Regions from separate parts of the Homo sapiens genome. Here region 1 is linked to region 2. Evidence: read pairs that join two places in POLR2A ChIA-PET (ENCODE). Cell type or tissue: PC-9. All regions are shown on one strand. Each heading gives the region's core, and the rest is flanking DNA. Links, peaks and the distances in the headings are about the cores only.

Region 1 (2,923 bases), core at 112-2,611, 950 kb before region 2:
ATTTGCTGTGTGATTTCCAATGGGGCATCTAATAGAAGAGTGATTAAGTAGAATTTTAAATGCTCAGCAATACCTCTGCTTTGTTTGCAAATTAAAATTAGAACTGGATTTTAAATAGAATTTTTAAAAAATTTTATTTATTCTTACTTACTTTTAGAGAAAGGGTCTTTCTCTGCCACCCAGGCTGGCGTGCACTGGCGTGATCATAGTTCACTATAACCTCGAACTCCTGAGCTCAAGTGATCCTCTCACCCCAGCCTCCTGAATAGCTGGAGGTGAGAGGACACATGCCTGTAGACCCTGCCTGTAGACCCAGATATTTAGGAGGCTGAGGTGAGAGGATCACTTGAGCTCAAGAGTTCGAGGTTATCATGAACTATGATCATGCCAGTGCACGCCAACCTGGGTGACAGAGCAAGACCCTTTCTCTAAAAGTAAATAAAAAAATATAAAATTTTTAAAAATAAAGCTGAATCTACACTTTGGTATGCCAAAACATAACCTAAATTGTATGATGATGTAGAAACACAGTGATACAAAATACACCTGAAAACAAATGGCAAAAATTATCACTTTTGGTATTTTATTTTATTTAATCCGCTGACCAATTCTGTGACATAGATATTTGTATCCTCATTTTACAGATAAGTATATTAAGCCTTGGAAAGATTAAATAACTTGCTCAAGGTAAAAATTACAAAGAGGTAGAGCTAGGACTCAGAGCTAATTCACTTCCCTCACTTCGCTATTTGAAGTTTTGAGAAATCCTGGAGTAAATAAATCCATTTCACATTGTTTAGACCAAGGTTTTCCATACTCATTTAACCAAAAAAATCTTGTCTTTCATAGAATAGCTTCTAAAAGCTCAGGTCACTAATGTTCTGTAGCACATACTTTGGAGAATTCTACACTGGGAAGATGAGTAGTTTGGGATATCACATCTCACTACATTGAAAGGAACTGTCTGAGTAGTTGATTACAATTCAGTGTGTGGTCAAGCATGAACACACAAGTCAAACTGCATGCCTTGGTGTGACAGTTTAAAAGAGGATCAAATCTAGTTTAGCTTCTAAATCAGAAGTGCACAGAGCTATTTGGCCAAAAGTAACCCTTAGGAACTATCAACCAAGTCAACAAATCAGTTGTTGGTCTCATTTGAGATTCTGATCAAATCAAGCAAGAGAAATTGTGGGTGAAACCTTTCTTCTCCAAGGTTGCTCTAGGTTTAAGGCAGATGCAATCATTAACTTTTTCAACATTAAGTATTTGCAAAAACAGTCAATGGTACTGCACCTCCCCCGCTGGAAACCATAGCTCTGAATCATTTCTCCTGGAAAACCCAGATGACCTGGCTGACAGCTTCGTGTTTCTACTGAAACCTGTGAGTCAGGAGGCCAAGGAAGTTCCCTGTAAACAATTTCATGCAGCCATTTAGATGTGGTTACAATGAAACAGCTAGTTTTACATGGCCTCAACAATTAGCCATTATATTTCAAGCTTTTAAAATTAAAAAATGAGCGCTTCTTTTCCTACTTTTGGCTCCACTCCATTACTGCCCAGTGAGTAGGAGGAGAAGAATTGGGAAGAGGGGTAGAAATTAGGTAAGGTGTGATTAAGAATATTATTGCTATTTTAAAATAGTCATTTTATATTTCGACGCAATGACGCGACAAATGCCCTGCAAATCAAAATTTCCTTGATAAAAAAAAGTCAAATTAATCAAGATAACTTGACCACCCTTAGGGCAATGCCTAGGTCTTATCTGTTTTATGTTCCAAGAACCTAGCACAGTTCTTCACACTATATAAAATCAACATAAAAAAGAAAACACTGCCACAACCAATAAAATCAAACCCTAACCTTGAAAGCTGGCCATGGAAAAAGACTTTCCATCTGAAGGAGGAAATAGACTCTTCTATCCCCAGCTCTAATCCTCTGACTACACCTTTCCCTTGAGGACCCCTCATTTTTCCTGCCATTAACACTTTCCTGGCCTGTGGGGACATTTCTTCTTTATCATCCAGTATATCTTTTTGTAGCAAAATTGAAAAGAGGCTACATATTTAAATAAGACTTTTATTTAAAGCCTATTGATAAGAAAATGGAGAGACCCAGAGATGAATGTATAACTAGATACAAATCATTTTCATTTGGGGAATACTTTAAGATACATTCTGCTTAGTTCTTAACCTGCTTCTATATTATAAAAGTCATCTTTCTTCACTATGACAAACGAAAAACCTCAATTTCTACATTCCTTAAGACCTAAGGAAAAAAAAAATAAAATTCTCTTTCTTAACTAGTACCTGCTTGACCCTGTTTATTTTTTTATAGCTGTTGGAAATATTACTTCATTTCCCAAAGACCTAGAAGAGTACACCATACACAGCAAGTACTCAGTCCGGGGGCTGGCTGATTCAGAAAATCCTTGGGTTAAACCACAAAAACCTGAAGGCAGCAACTTAGCTGAAAACAATGAATTCAAGCTGGAGTTTGATTTTGTGGAATGCTGGCTCCTGGTCAGCCTGCAGCAAGGGTGTCTACCTAAGTATTTCCACCTCCTGGTAACTAGTTTCTATCCACTTTCCTAAGAAGCTCCCTACCTGCAGGTTGGCAGATTCTGAATGTGAGGATGTTTTCACAACATTTAATACTCCTGGGGGTCATTTGCAAAGGTGATTTGACAGAAAATGTCAATTAACAATTTATGGGAAGATCTCTTTCCTGTAATTGATCCTTTTAAGGAAATACTTTGCTTCAGGTTATAGTTTCCATAGCTAACTTACAAGAGTATCATGTTTTTACAAAAAGTCAACATAATAATAGTAGAGATGAACTCTTTTATATGACTAATTCTTTCCACATATTAAAAAGACTGTTTTGAAGTAATTCCTGCCCTTTGAGCTGTGACTTTTCAATTCTT
Region 2 (2,923 bases), core at 266-2,765:
TAAAATTGGCTTTTACCCAAAAGACAGGAAATAACAAGTGCTGGGGAGGATGTAGAGAAAGGGGAACCCTCATACACTCCCCTTAGTACAATCACTATGGAGAACAGTATGGAGATTCCTTGCAAAACTACCGTATGAGCTACCATATGATCCAGCAATCCCACTGCTGCGTATACCCGAAAGAAAGGAGATCAGTATATTGAACAGAGATAATCTGCACTCCCATGTTTATTGTAGCACTATTCACAATAGCAAAGATTTGGAAGCAACCTAAGTGTCCAGCAACAGACAAATGGACAAATAAAATGTGTTATGGGCAGGGTGCGGTGGCTCACGCCTGTAATCCCAGCACTTTGGGAGGCTGAGGCAGGAGGATCACTTGAGCTCAGGAGTTTAAGGCCAGCCTGGGCAACATGGTAAAACGCTGTATCTACACTACATTAGAAAAAAAAAAATTAGCCAGTGCACGCCTGTAGTCTCAGCTACTTGGGAGGCTGAGGTAGGGGGATCACTTGAGCCTGAGAGGTGGAGGCTGCAGTGATCCATGATCATACCACTGCACTTCAGCCTGGGAGACAGAGCAAGACTCTGTCTCAAAAACAACAACAAAAAAGGTGTATGTGTTATATACACAAAATGGAGTACTATTAAGCCATTAAAAAGAATGAGATCCTGTCAACAACATGGATGGAACTAGAAGATGTTATGTTAAGTGACATAATTCAGGCACAGACAGAAAGAAATTTAGCATGTTCTCAATCATTTGTGGGAACTAAAATTAAAACAATTGAACTCATGGAGATAGAGGGTAAAAAGATGGTTAGCAGAGACTGGGAAGGATAGTGGGGAGAGAGGGATGGGAAATGGGGATGGCTAATGGGTAGAAATATATAGTTAGATACCACAAATAAGATTTAGTATTTGATAGCACAAGAGGGTAACTACAATCAGCAATAATTTGTTGCACATTTTAAAACAACTGAGTGAATAAAATTGGAATGTTCATAACACAAAGAAATGATGAATGCTTGAGGTGACGGAAACCCCATTTACCCTGATGAGATTATGACACGTTGCATGCCTGTATCAAAATATCTCATGTGCCCCATAAATACCTACATTGACTATGTACCTATAAAACTTAATAATCAAAAATATTTTTAAAAACCAGTCGCCTAAACCTGTTCCACAATCAGTAGTCATGAACATTAAACTGCTGGCTTTATCAATCAGTATCTCCTGAATCCAAGAAACACGCACACTAGCTGAAATGCAGGCCACAGCTCTGCCAGTGATGGATAGCAAAACAAAGGCAGCACTAATGAAAAATTAATGAAAACAGTTACTTCCATAAGAAAAATGATCTGTTTTCTCCCACCTTCGTATTGATTTTTAACCAGCCCTGTAATTGGAAATGTATATGTTATCCCAAGGTAAAGGCAGGCAGAAGGGAGCAGAGTGTGTAATCCACTCCAGTGTGGGCAGGCTGTCAGCCATGCAACGAAGCTTTAGCCTGGGAAGCACAGCCTCTCCCTCTCATATTCTCTCCTCCCAGCCTGAAACCTGATCCTCCCAGGCTCTGAGTCCTGAGTCATTCCAAGGTTATGAATACTGATGACACCCTAATGTTCCTATGTCCATCAGGGAACGCACTTTTGGGATCATCTTTTCCTATAGCATTCAATTGAAATAAATACAACCCCAATCTTCATAGTGCAGGAAGTCCCATCTCTCCCCCAAGTTCTGAGGAATTCCCTGGATATTTATCTTTCCCCATAGTCACTTTTCTTTTTTTTTGAGATGGAGTCTCGCTCTGTCGCCCAGGCTGTGTAGTGGCGCGATCTCAGCTCACCACAACCTCCGCCCAGGTTCAAGCAATTCTCCTGCCTCAGCCTTCTGAGTAGCTGGGATTACAGGTGCATGCCACCATGCCTGGCTGATTTTTGTATTTTTAGTAGAGACGGGGTTTCACCATGTTGGTCAGGCCGGTCTCGAACTCTTGACCTCATGATCTGCCTGCCTCAGCCTTCCAAAGTGCTGGGATTACAGGCATGAGCCACTGCACCAGGACCATAGTCACTTTTTATATCTCACTCAATTCCAGTCTCAACTCTCCCATCCCCTCTTCTCTCATCTGCTGTGGCTCTCACCAAATCTATCACATTTTGTCACAAGCTTGGATATAGCCCACCTCCTTGCCTCTCCAAAGACTAACCTAAAGCAGTACTAGGTTAGGCTAGTTAAAGTTAGTTAAAGCAGACTAGGCATGGTGGCTCACGCCTGTAATCCAGCACTTTGGAAGGCCAAGGTGGGAGGATCACCTGAGGCCAGGAGTTCAAGGCCAGCTGGGCCAACATGGAGAAACCCCATCTCTACTAAAAAATACAAAAATTAGCCGGGCATGGTGGCGTGCACCTGTAGTCCCAGCTACTCAGAGGTTGAGGCACGAGAATTGCTTGAACCTGGGAGGCAAAGTTGCAGTGAGCCGAGTTTACGCCACTGCACTCCAGCCTGGGCAGCAGAGAAAGACTCCGTTTCAAAAAAACAAAAAACCAAAACACATAAAGTTAGTTAAAGCAGACTGAGGCAGGTTGGAGGGTAGAATCCTCATTTGCTTTGCTCACCACTGAATCCTAAATGCCAAAGCTCTACTTGGAGCATCATAGGAGCTTAAAACTAATAATAGGCCTAGAATATAGACACAGACCTTGAGCAACCAAATTCATAGAGACAGAAAGTAGACAGGTGGTTGCCAGGGGCTGAAGGAAGCATGGGGAGTACTTCTGTACAGAGTACAAAGTTTCAGTTTAGAAGATAAAAAAGTTCTGGAGAGGCCAGACGCGGTGGCTCATGCCTGTAATCCCAACACTTTGGGAGGCTGAGCCAGACAGATCACTTAAGACCACGAGTTCAAGACCAGCCT

Evidence for each region. Peaks named below come from ENCODE experiments on the same cell type or tissue, not always from the same donor. Only the 100,000 strongest peaks of a DNase experiment are listed, where the experiment ranks them.
Region 1: POLR2A ChIA-PET joins it to region 2 with 7 read pairs; 1 of 35 experiments calls an interaction of 5 or more read pairs at or near these places.

The regions. Positions count from the first base shown.
Region 1 is chr18:27,376,981-27,379,903 of GRCh38, reverse strand. All of the region lies in intron 1 of LOC105372041 (a long non-coding RNA gene), which reads right to left. Among named protein-coding and RNA genes, the nearest start is that of LINC01908, 150 kb to the right of the region's middle. In PC-9, for the core only: no CTCF peak of the experiment used is centred there; a DNase peak (open chromatin) is centred at 1,363; H3K27ac peaks cover 1,789 bases.
Region 2 is chr18:26,428,382-26,431,304 of GRCh38, reverse strand. The region is part of intron 3 of LINC01543 (long intergenic non-protein coding RNA 1543); the gene reads right to left. Among named protein-coding and RNA genes, the nearest start is that of LINC01543, 6.8 kb to the right of the region's middle. In PC-9, for the core only: no CTCF peak of the experiment used is centred there; a DNase peak (open chromatin) is centred at 1,574; H3K27ac peaks cover 1,317 bases.